Regions from separate parts of the Homo sapiens genome. Here regions 1, 2 and 4 are each linked to region 3. The links are chromatin contacts, found by Hi-C or POLR2A ChIA-PET in ENCODE. All regions are on one chromosome and are shown on one strand. The core of a region is the stretch at or near the end of the contact, and the rest is flanking DNA. Distances in the headings are between cores, read along the strand shown.

Region 1 (2,700 bases), core at 17-2,516, 1.2 Mb before region 3:
GTGCACTGAAGAATTCAGCGCAGCATCCCATTTTGAGTCCTCAGGAGGGACTAGGCAGACCACAGCTGAAGGAAGAGGGCTGATCAGCTCTTCCTTTCTGTCTTGACTCTGTGCCTGCAGGTGTTCTTTAACTATTTGTTTGCCCTGTCAAAGACAAAGTGCATTCTCTTGTGATAACAGAGTAGTTTTTAAATTGAAAAAGGGAGAGCAATAGGAGATAAAAATTATTTGGCTTTGTTATAATTGGGGCATGTTAATACAAAATAAAATGAATTATTTGGCTGCTTAGCTTTCTGTAATGTGTAATTCATTTGAATAATTTTCAGTGTTAGGTTGCTGATCTTTGTATTTTTTATCCTTTTAATTTAAGCTGTCAATTGATTCATTTTGGTTTTGTTTTTTATAGAAACTAAGGTTTTCAAATCTTCAAAGTTACCCTTCGACAAAGCTTTCTTTAAATTCACTGCAATATAGTTGTTGACTATAATTTTAAGTGGAGCTAAGTTTGCCTCTTAAAAACAGGAGTTCATTCTGTGTATTACTGAGTAATTACTCTGTATACTGAAGTTCAGTGCCCAGGGCTTGACAGTGTTTAGGATTTAACATGAGTGTTCTGTTGTGTCACAGTAATACTTGATAATGAGCCTAAGGCAGATGGAACAGCAGCTCAGGCATTCCTTCTTTATCACTAGTTTTACCCGCAGTGGTCCTCTTAAGCTTCTTTGATGTTGCTTTGTTGCCATATTAGAGTCCATTAAGTCCTCACCCTTCTGTCTTTCAAAAAACCTCTGTGAAATCTGTTTGGCTGGTGAAGCATTTTGACTCCAAAGCTAGTCCTTCTCTTACCCACCTTTTTAGTTTACCTTGCTTTGTCTTTCTGATAATATGCCAGTATTATCAGCTCACATAAATTTGCCAACTTGCTGTGTCCATTGGCCCTGGGCATGGCTAAATGATTCAGGCAGTGGAAATAATATACTTTACTCTCTGGCTCACTGTAAATGTGCACAGACTCCAAGCAAAGCTCCTGTCTTTCGGGCTTGAGTTTTAGAGACAAAGGTTTGCCATGCTTACAGGCTGAATGTTTTTCCCTACTGAACAAACTAGCCAGCCTTTATTTCAAGCTGAATCACTTTGTTACTTACGGAAGGAAAAGGTCTAGAGAAGGAAAACGTATCTTCCATTTATCCTAGACAAACAAATAATCTAATTTCCTCTGGCAGTCAAAATATAGTTTCACCTAAGCCACTGATGCAGGAAGTTAGGTTTTATGTAACCTCTCTAATTGGTAAGTAAGTAGGTTTGATGTCTCTGAGATAGGAAGAAAGAAACGAAAATGTTCATGAAAATAATCAGAGTGATTTGTGTTAAGTGATCCTAACCTTAGCTTGCTCTGGGTGCCAGTGAAATTAACCTCAACAATGTTGGTTGGAAGAATTTTTCAACTTAAAGAAGTTTGAAGTTGGGGAATCAAAAGGCAGGGATTGTTGTTTCTATCACTTAGCTGTAATAACCAGAGCCTGTTTAGTATTTGTTTTTTAAGGATGGGATGTGTCTTCAAAGAGGAGACTTGCCATGTTCAAAGCACAATTAATGCCATTTTCCTACTGAAGTGAACACTGCCAGTTTTTAACAGTTTCTTTCACTTTCCTGTGCTTCTGTAGATAACCTTTTTTACTGCCCAGTTGTTGGAATGTTACAGCTGGAAAGGGACCTAGAAGAGTAATTATCTAACTCTGTTTCCTTATTACACAAATGAGGTAGAACCAGAGTTTTACGTGTCTGTAGAGTTTATATTGAGGGATTAAGAAATAAGGAGGCCAAGAGGAAAGATGTAATGAAAATAATTCTAATAATTATAATCTGGATTCACAGTTTAAAGTATTCAGTCCTTAGAGATAAACCTGCTCTAGTGATGCCTTACTGTTCAGTAAAGTAGAAAATAACTTGTCTTTTTGCTTCGTAGAGTTTGGGTAAGTCTAACATTTATAGGCCCAAATAATACAAAACCCTCAGTGAACTAAGCAGCCTTACTGCTTTTTTGTTTGTTTTTGAGACAGGGTCTCAGGCTGGAGTGCAGTGGCGCAATCATGGCTCACTGCAGCCTTGACCTCCTGGGCTCAAGTGATCCTTCCACCTCAGCTTCCTGAGTAGCTAGAACTGCAGGCATGCACCACCATACCTGGCTAATTTTTTAAATTTTTTTGGTAGAGATTGGGTCTTGCTGTGTTGCCTAGGCTGGTCTCAAACTCCTGCTCAAGTGATCCTCCTGCCTTGGCTTCCCAAAGTGCTGGGATTATAGGTGTGAACCGCCGTTTCTGGCCGTATTTTTTTTTTTTTTAAACTGCTTTCCTTTTTTTGTTTTTCCTTTTGCTATTTGCCTTTTTATAAGGTAGATACGGTAGAGTTGCTGTTTTGACTGAGCTTTTGCTGGAAGTCCTTAGCTGCTTTTGTCACTCCAAAAGCAGGGTGAGACCAAATGAAAAAACTTTCAGCTAATCTTCAGTTTTTTTTTTTAATTAAATGGGACTTGGGGGCTGTGGAAGTGATATTTTCCTTAATTTCCCAGAAAACTTTAAGCTCGAGACAGTTATCATATATTATTGCTACCTTTTTTATTTTTTTCTGAGACGGAGTTTCGCTCTTACGCCCAGTCTGGAGTGAATTGACGTAATCTTGGCTCACTGCAACCTCTGCCCC
Region 2 (2,700 bases), core at 31-2,530, 1.2 Mb before region 3:
TTCTGAGCAGGATCTGTTCTACCCAGACCACAGGTTTCTGCCTTTTTTTCTGGCTCATCAAGCAGGCATGTTTACCCACTCTTTTTATCTTCATGTTTCCCAGGTCAGCCCAATGTGAGGACTTTAAGTAGTAGAAGGAAGTTTCTGTGAAAATATGCAAACAAAACTGCCTTGTGGGATCGAACATTTTTGGTAACCCTAGTTCTCTAGGGAAATAAACTTCCCTGTTCCAGATAAAATGGAACTGCTCCCCGTGTTGTTAAGCCAGAGAGAAAGCCAAATGACTTCCCTTAAAAGGTACTTCAGCGCATTTTACACAAATCATAGTTTTCTGTGTGTGTTATGGGGATCCAAGGAAATCAAAGATGTTAATGAGTGAGATTTGAGAAACAAAACTTGATAGTAGAATTTTGTCTTAGCCACAACTGCCCTTCTCCTCACAGAGTATATGCAAATACCGATGGTGACGGACAGTCACTTTCTAGAGCTCAGATCACTGCTGCCTCCAGCACTTGTGGGATGGAAAAAATGAAGAAATTACAGTTGCCCTAAAAATGTCCCCCACTTCAGGAACCTGAATATTTTACACAGCAGGAGATACATCGGAAGTCCTACAGAATCTCTTGACTTTGGGAGATGCAACTGCTTTTCTATTAGGATAACCTAATTTTCTGTGTCCATTTTCTCAGAATGTTGTGCCCAACGCGTTCTGTTTCCTAAATACCCAGCCTTCCTTCTGGTAGAGGCAAGAAAATTATGCTAGCATTCGCTCACTGCATGTTTTGAGCGTTTGAGTTCAGAGTACAGCTATTCTCTCTCCTCGTAATGTAAACACAGGTTCCCACGGCGGCAATGGGAGACTCCCCTAAGGGGCTCTTGACGTACAGGGAGACTTCCAGATATGGTACACAGATGTCACATTGCTAGAACGTCTCTAGACGGCAACGAAACATTAAAGCCTAACCTGAGGTAATCCCTCACCGGCAGTGAAGCTCCTCTGCTAGGCACTGTCGTCCCGTACACTGCCCAAGCTCTGGGGGTGTCACACTAAACTGTGGTGATGTCACACTAGCTGGGATGACATTTTACAGTTGGATCCCGTACCACCGCCAGGCACCTTTAAATCACCGCAGAGTCTGCAGTGCGGAGGGGGCGGGAAGTCCAGGCCCCGCACTCGATCCACGCTGGCTCCCTACGGAGGCCCACCTACTCGAGGCCCACCGACTCCTACTGCAATCAGTACTATGCGATCGTCCTAGAGAGTCCATTCAGCTGCACTTCCGCCTCAGTAGGTGTCATGGCGCGGGGCGGGTGAATAGTTCCGGCGAGGCGGGGCCGGCCGGGTTGAGGGACGGCCGCTCGGCATTCCGTTCGTCGGGTCTGGCGACAACGGCGGCTGCGGAGCAAGGGGCCCGGCGGTAGCCCCGGACGGCAGCAGGAGGCCGAGGCGGGAGCGCGCGGGGCTGAGGCGGCGGCGGCGGCGGCGGGAAGGGGCTGGGTGGTGGAGCGGGAGGGAGGCTGAGGAGGCTCCCCCTGCGGGACGGGCGCGGGGACGGCTCCGGGGGGCGGGGGCCGGGGCCCGGGCCGGCTCGCGCGGGGGGTATGATGACCCGGCTGCGGGGCCCCAGATCTCGTCTCCTCCGCCGCCTCCTCACGGCAGCCCCAGCTCGCGGCTGAGAACCAGACACACCGGCGGTGAGTGGGGACGGGCAGGAGGGGTCCTCGGCGGGGAGCGACTTCCCCTCAGCTCCCTGAGGCGGGGCCGGGCCGGCCGCCGGCTCTCCTGGAGCGCCCAGCCTGCCGGGGGCGCCTTCCTCAAAGGGCCCCTGCCTGGGACCGGGCGCCGCGTCTTGCGGCCCGGCCGCTCACTGCCGCTGAGGGGATTGCCTTCCCAGGAAGGTGGGGAGGCTCCGGGCTGGTTTTCGGGGCAACTCCCCCTGCCTCCTGCCACTTCTCGCCTGGGCGTGTTGTCCTTAAGTGACAGGGGACCGCCTTGCGTCTCCTCACTCGGCCGGTTTTTTCCCCGGCTGTCGTGGCAGGTTCCCAGTGTGTGGCTTGTGCGTGTGTACTTCACAGCTCCGCTTATCACCATGGTTTTGGGTTATTTGTGCTGTTTGGGACCAGGAAGCCGTGCCTGGAGAGGACGACAGTGGGGTGGGTGTGGAAGCTTTTCTGTCGTCTCCGCTGATGTTCTGTAGTCGTTAGGCTTGTAATTCGTAATGACGGTGGAGACTACGTGAGACCAGCCCACCTAATGTATATCTGTACAAGGGAGATCTAGAGGTCTGGCCCAAAGGGAAACTTTTGCTGCCACCACTTTCAAAGCTTTCGTTAAAAAAACAAAAGGGAGGGGGAAGGTGGAGAAACAACCAAAATTCTGGTAAGGCCCACACTGTTCACAGGTCTGTGGGGAAGAGTCCCCTTTTTGTGCTTAGCAACCAAGACGTGGAGTTCCGTCTCCAGGAGCGTTGGTCTAACCTCCAGTTTGTTGTGGTGACGAGCTGTGAGCAATGGCCTGTGTTTATGCTGGGCGAGCTTTCTTTCCTACTTGGGGAGGGGGGTTCAGGATGGGAGGATGCGGGTAGGGAAGAGGGGGGGAAAACCCCCAAGCTCCAGTAAGTCTTTTCTTTACTTAATCACTGATTCTGTTGTAGGTAGACTCATTTAGAGGCAGTCCTAGATGCTCTTTCTTGTCTATTA
Region 3 (2,700 bases), core at 201-2,700:
GGTGCTGGGAGAACTGGCTAGCCATATGCAGAAGATTAAAACTGGACCCCTTCCTTACAACATACACAAAAATCAACTCAAGATGGATTAAATACTTAAATGTAAAACCCCAAAGTATAGAAACCCTGGAAGACAACCTAGGCAATACCATTCTGAACAATTGCTCTTTCAAGAGGCTTAGTTGTGAGTGGTGCAGCAAGATGAGTGGAAGCAAGCTTCTTTTCTTTTTCCTTTTCTTCCTTCCTTTCTTAATGGGGAAGATTTAAATGTGTTCATAGTCCTGGGGGAAGGTGCCTGGGGAGAGAGAGGTTGAAGGAGAAGAAAAGCGAGAGCAGTGTTTCTGCAGAAATAGAATGGGACTGAGAACCAGACACTGATGGGGGCTTGCATTTGGAAACAAGGAAAATAAGCAAGGGTGGAGTTGTAGTACCATTTTGTATTATATGTCTCATAACCCTAGTATCTGAACTCTCTGTGATCAGACTTTGCTGCCTGTGGACTTTTCTACGTATTGATTTTAGTGTCTTGTTCCTTGTGTATTATGTGATTTTTTTAAAGCTGTAAACTGCTTACTTTCCTTGGAAATTTGTGGGAATTCTTTGAGTCCTTAGTTGAGATTTTATTCCTCCAGAGAGGATTTTCTTTGCCTTCTGCAAATCATCTCAAGGCAGTACCATAGTGTTAATTCAGACAACAAATCCATTTGAAGGCTGGCTTGTGGTGACAAGGTCTCAGGGGAGATTTTCCCCACTCCAACACCAAGTCCAAAACGTATACATTTCTTTGTCGTCTTTTGCATGATGGGTTTATTTCTTGTCTACTCTTCCCTTGAGGGTGTATCCTTTGGGAGGAGGTACCAGGTTTGGGTGAGGTCTCCTAATACACTGTCTATATTAATGGCATTTTAGGCTTTACTTCACAAACCCCAAGCGGTTGCAGCTGTCGAAACCGAAACCCAGGGCAAAAGGTGGCTTTGGTGCCTGCTTACTTCGAGTTCTTGCTTTCACTTCATTTTGGCCTTTGTAGATTCTCTTCCTTTTGTGCTAGCTCAACGATGTGGTTTTATTTTTACATTCTTACATATTTTATCCAGGGTCTTAGTTTCAGTCGAGAAGGTAGTTCAGGATATCAAATCTGCCCTACTGCTAGAAAAGGAAGCCCGGTGTGCCTGCTATCGTAACTTTGGTTTTGATAAGCAAACACGAGCAGTTTTTGACTGCTGGGTTTACAGCATAGGAACCCTGTTGCTATGCAGCTGTTGTTGGAAAATAGTCTGTGGGCTCAGAGTTTCTAAACCAACCGTCTATTGGATGCCCAGAGAAGGAAGGAAAGCGAGGGCCCTGGCTTGCTGATTACAAACCATCTCCATGGTCACAGGTTGCTGGGTGCTCCTTTTACGATGTTTTCCCAGCAGCATGCAGGCAGCAGTAGCTTCCTTTGATCATTTTTCAGTTTCTGTTATTTGCTAGTGAGAGAAAGTTTATACCTGCTTGTGGGGACATGAGTGAAGAAAGAGAGGGGACTTTGAAACAAGAGAAGAGAGCAAACTCAAAAGGTAACTGTTTGTTTTCATAGGACCCTATGGGAACAACTAGCCCATTTTTGTTTTCACTCGTGCAGCCAGTTGGGGGAAGGAGAGGAACATAACTCATCCAGGTCTGAGGTCTAAGTCTGAATATTTATTGTGCCTCACAGATGATCCCCATTTGAATCATCCAAATTAGGAAAGAGTTTAAAAAATTACTGAGTAATAGTCTGGCAGAATTTTAATGTGACTTCTCTTGTTGACTTTAAGGTTTAACAGAGGCCCCAAAGGCTGAGAGCAAAATTGTAGGTACTTAAGTACCTTTACATTCTAAAGCAAGGTGCAAGATTGTCTATATTAGTCAGACATTATATATTCATATAAGAGATTTATTATAAGGAGTTGGCTCATGTGATTATGGAGGCTGACAGTCCTGAGGTCTGCAGTCAGCAAGCTGGAGACCCAGGAGAGCTAATAGTGGGGTTCTAGTCTGAATGCTGTCAGACTCCAGACCCAAGGAGAGCTGATGTTTCAGTTCAAGTCCAAAAACAGGAAAAGATCTATGTCCCAGGTCAAGCACTCAGGAAGGAGTTCCTTTTTACTTGCAAAAGGGTCAACCCTTTTGTCCTATTCAGGCCTTCAGCTGAGCAGATGAGAGCTGCCCTTTAAGAATGGTAATCTATTTTACTTGGTCTACCAATTTACACCCTCACAGGCATACCCAGAATAATGTTTGACCAAATATTTGGGGCCCCCCTGGCCTAGTCAAGTTGACATGTAAAATTAACCATCACAGAGAACAAAAGAAATGTAAAACAGGTAGACTAAATTGAAAACATACAATGAGATGGTAAATTTATACCTAAATATATCAGTAACTTCTGTTGAAAATAATCAAGAAAAAGAGAGATTGCACAAATAACCAATGTCAGGAAAAAAAAAAGATTAATAACTCCAGATCTGCAGAGATTTAGATAATAATAGGATAATATAAACAACTGCAAATAAATTTGAAAGGTAGGTAAAATGGACTGATTCCTTTGAAAAGTAACATCAGAATGCACTCAATGAAAATTAGAAGTTTGAATAGCCTTGTAAGCATTAAAAAATTGTATATGATCTTTTCACAAAAACAAAAAAGTCCAGCCCAGATTGTCCTTCAGTGGTGTGTTCTG
Region 4 (2,700 bases), core at 71-2,570, 2.0 Mb after region 3:
CCTTCCTCCGGATCCCCATAACATGTACATTTATCACATCGCCCAGATTTCCTAGACATTACAGATTTTCTGTTCTACGGCCCCCATAAGAACAGTGCAGGTGCCACACCATATGTCTGGGACATATGGTCCTCAATAGCTGCAATATGAAACTATTTCTATTGCAATAAATCTAATATCTATTCCTCTCTGTTTACTAATAGTTTTGATTACAACTTCAAATTTTAAAAATCGAGGATGAAGTTAAATAGAAGGGAACTGTCCCCTTTCTTCTATTTAACCTCGTCTTCGATTTTTAAAATTACAAAAGCATAATAGTAAAAAAAAGTTTGACAATACAAAATGATAAAGTAAAATTCGCCTTCACCAAAAGTCATCTATTTCCCCTTCTGTGGTTTCCACGTTGCGGCTGGTAACTCGGGGCTTCCACGCTGGGCGAGCCTAGAGAACATCCAGTACACACAGGAAGCAGCAGCGCGGGCCAAATGGCGCTGAGACCTGCGCACCTGTCCACGGACCGCCCACTCGCCAACTCTGACCTTGGGTGAGTCTCTCAAACTTGAGTCTCGGAATCTTCCACAAAATGCTACCCATCTCACCAGGTCGAGTGAGGAGGGTCGTGTTATGTGTAAGCACTTTGTGAAATCTAAAGCACGAGGCAAACGTAAAGCATTGTAGGGGGTCCTAGAGAAGTCTTTGTGCCTGCCTATCAGAGCCGTTTCAGTTCCCCGCAGCAGCTTCCAAGGACCTCCCACCATGCCCGCCGCTTCGGCTCCTGCACTGCAAATCTCGCGGCTCGGCCTGCAGCGGCGGCTTCCCCTGGCCTCCCACCCCAGCGACTGAGCGCGGAGCCCAGCGCGCACGAGCGCCAGCCTGGCTCAGAGACACCCACGAAGCCAGGGCCTTTCAGCGCCTGCTAACTGGCGCTACCCCTAGGGCCGCCTCTCGGTTTTAAACGTAAACAAGAGTTGCCCTTCCGTCTTCCAAGACCTGCAAATCGAAGCTTCTTTTCCTCCAGAAGCCCCGCCACCTTCTAAGCTTCTCCCCAGCCTCAGCCACGCCCCAGCCTGCAAAAGCCGGGTCCTTTACGCCCCCTGGCTCCGTATTTGATTTCGGCGCGCGCCATACCTGAGGGCAGCTGTGATTGGTTGGAGGTGAGCGAAGTTCCTATATGATTGGCTGATAGCGGCTAGGACGGGTGAAGGCCAAGGGCGGAGAATTATGGGAGGGATTAAGACTGCAAGAGCTGAGTGATGGTTGGTTCCTGAACAAAGAGGGCGGAGTAAAAGGCGGAAGCAGAATTGGGGGCGGGGCTTTGTGGAACTTGGGGGACCCAGCGAAATGGAAGAAGTTAGGTGTCCAGAGCACGGTAAGGGGCTAGGGTCTCAGCGTCCCGGGGCCTGTTGATTTAGCGTGGCGTAATCGTTGTTCACTTTCTTCTCTCTTCAGGGACTTTCTGCTTTCTTAAGACCGGCGTCCGCGATGGCCCGAATAAAGGAAAGAGCTTCTACGTGTGCCGGGCAGACACGTGCAGCTTCGTGCGGGCCACCGAGTAGGTCTGGAGCTGGGCCCCACTCCCTGTGGCTGCCCGGGGCCTCCCGAGAGGAGCTTCCCGCTCCCCGCTGTCGGGCGTCACAGGGCCGAGGAGTGGTGGGGCCCTAGTTTGCGGTGTCAGGACCCTTTAAGCAATTGGTGATCCCAGGGCAGCGTGGCGTGTTCGGAAGACGCCCAGCTAATTCTGGCTGTGTGACCCGAGGCTGGTTACCCCCCTCTCTGGGCCGATGGTTCCCCTACCTGTAAAATTGAGGATCCGGTGTTTTCCAGCTCTGGGTTTCTATTCACTTGACAGGCCTTAACCACTCCCTTCTCCTGCCCAGACAGTCCCTCCCCCTTTAAAGGAGTAAGGACACACAGCAGACATAGTGGAAAATAATTTGTCCCTGTTTTGCACTAGTTTTAGGCCCGACGGTTTTTTTTAAATGTTTGAGCTTAAAACACTCTAGTGATTAGTTGTTAGCCTTCTTATTTTTAAGTAGGATTCTCTGCATCTAAATGGTGAAATTGATAATTCAAAGAAATTAGCGCTGGAAGAAACAACGGAGGGCCTGGCGCGGTGTGTGACGCCTGTAATCCCAGCACTTTGGGAGGCGAAGGCGAGCGAATCGCTTGAGCCCAGGGGTTCGAAACCAGCCTGGGCAACATGGTGAAATCCCGTCTCTACGAAAAATTAAAAAAAATTGTCTAGGCATGGTATCACACGCCTGTAGTCCCAGCTACTCGTGAGGCTGAGGTGGGAGGAGAGAGTCAGAAATGTTAAGCATCTTCTCTAAAGTGAGGAAAGTTAATAGTTTGTCAAGTGTTAATGTTTTCACAGTACCAAGTGTCTACATTTTCTATGTGAATTTTAAAACTATCATCACATCATTAAACATCTCCTGCTCTCTATTCAGCAAAACTTGGTAGAGAAAAGTTATTTTTCTCCGTGTCAGATGTAGAGTACATAATGGATATCAGTATTAGAAAAGTGCCCTTTCAACATGTATACTAACTTCCCATGTTTCTGTTTCATGAGTTAGATGATTTACACTGAGCCTCTCAGATATAGTACCCAGGTCAAGTTTTGTGAGATAGAAGCATTTTTACCTTTGCAGGAATTCAACATTAATGGTGGCATAAGATTTGGTTTTACATTAAGAGAAA

What was found. Hi-C counts contacts between places; a loop is a spot of excess contacts on that map. ChIA-PET counts read pairs that join two places held with the same protein, here RNA polymerase II (POLR2A). Pooled maps may share reads with other maps.
Region 1: a map of naive thymus-derived CD4-positive, alpha-beta T cell shows a loop between it and region 3 (2.7-fold over the local background). The contact joins the enhancer-like site here to the promoter of LINC01765 in region 3. A Hi-C loop is called at or near these places in 1 of 168 maps with a recorded cell type or tissue (naive thymus-derived CD4-positive, alpha-beta T cell) and 5 of 50 pooled maps. POLR2A ChIA-PET finds 5 or more read pairs at or near these places in 1 of 52 experiments (Caco-2).
Region 2: a loop to region 3 is called in a pooled map, with 8 times the contacts of the local background. The contact joins the promoter of HIPK1-AS1 here to the promoter of LINC01765 in region 3. A Hi-C loop is called at or near these places in 6 of 50 pooled maps.
Region 4: a loop to region 3 is called in a pooled map, with 8 times the contacts of the local background. The contact joins the promoter of TTF2 here to the promoter of LINC01765 in region 3. A Hi-C loop is called at or near these places in 5 of 50 pooled maps.

What each region holds. Positions count from the first base shown.
Region 1 is chr1:113,946,229-113,948,928 of GRCh38, forward strand. The region is part of intron 2 of HIPK1 (homeodomain interacting protein kinase 1); the gene reads left to right. Among named protein-coding and RNA genes, the nearest start is that of HIPK1-AS1, 18 kb to the left of the region's middle. Within about 2 kb of position 1,267, at least 5 of the 41 ENCODE cell types and tissues checked have a DNase peak (open chromatin) inside an H3K27ac peak, as active enhancers do.
Region 2 is chr1:113,928,245-113,930,944 of GRCh38, forward strand. HIPK1-AS1 (HIPK1 antisense RNA 1) reads right to left here and starts at 1,281. Exons shown (of 3, transcript NR_110726.1): 1 at 1,118-1,281; 2 at 1-144. It overlaps HIPK1 (homeodomain interacting protein kinase 1), which reads left to right and starts at 1,080. Exons shown (of 16, transcript NM_198268.3): 1 at 1,080-1,288. RefSeq lists an enhancer at 991-1,310 and silencers at 1,431-1,480, 1,501-1,810.
Region 3 is chr1:115,098,197-115,100,896 of GRCh38, forward strand. It overlaps LINC01765 (long intergenic non-protein coding RNA 1765), which reads left to right and starts at 1,451. Exons shown (of 2, transcript XR_947722.3): 1 at 1,451-1,555. RefSeq lists an enhancer at 1,502-1,561.
Region 4 is chr1:117,059,006-117,061,705 of GRCh38, forward strand. TTF2 (transcription termination factor 2) reads left to right here and starts at 1,321. Exons shown (of 23, transcript NM_003594.4): 1 at 1,321-1,369; 2 at 1,450-1,552. The coding sequence starts at 1,342. CD101-AS1 (CD101 antisense RNA 1) reads right to left here and starts at 485. Exons shown (of 4, transcript NR_110786.1): 1 at 368-485. RefSeq lists a silencer at 392-441 and an enhancer at 862-1,021.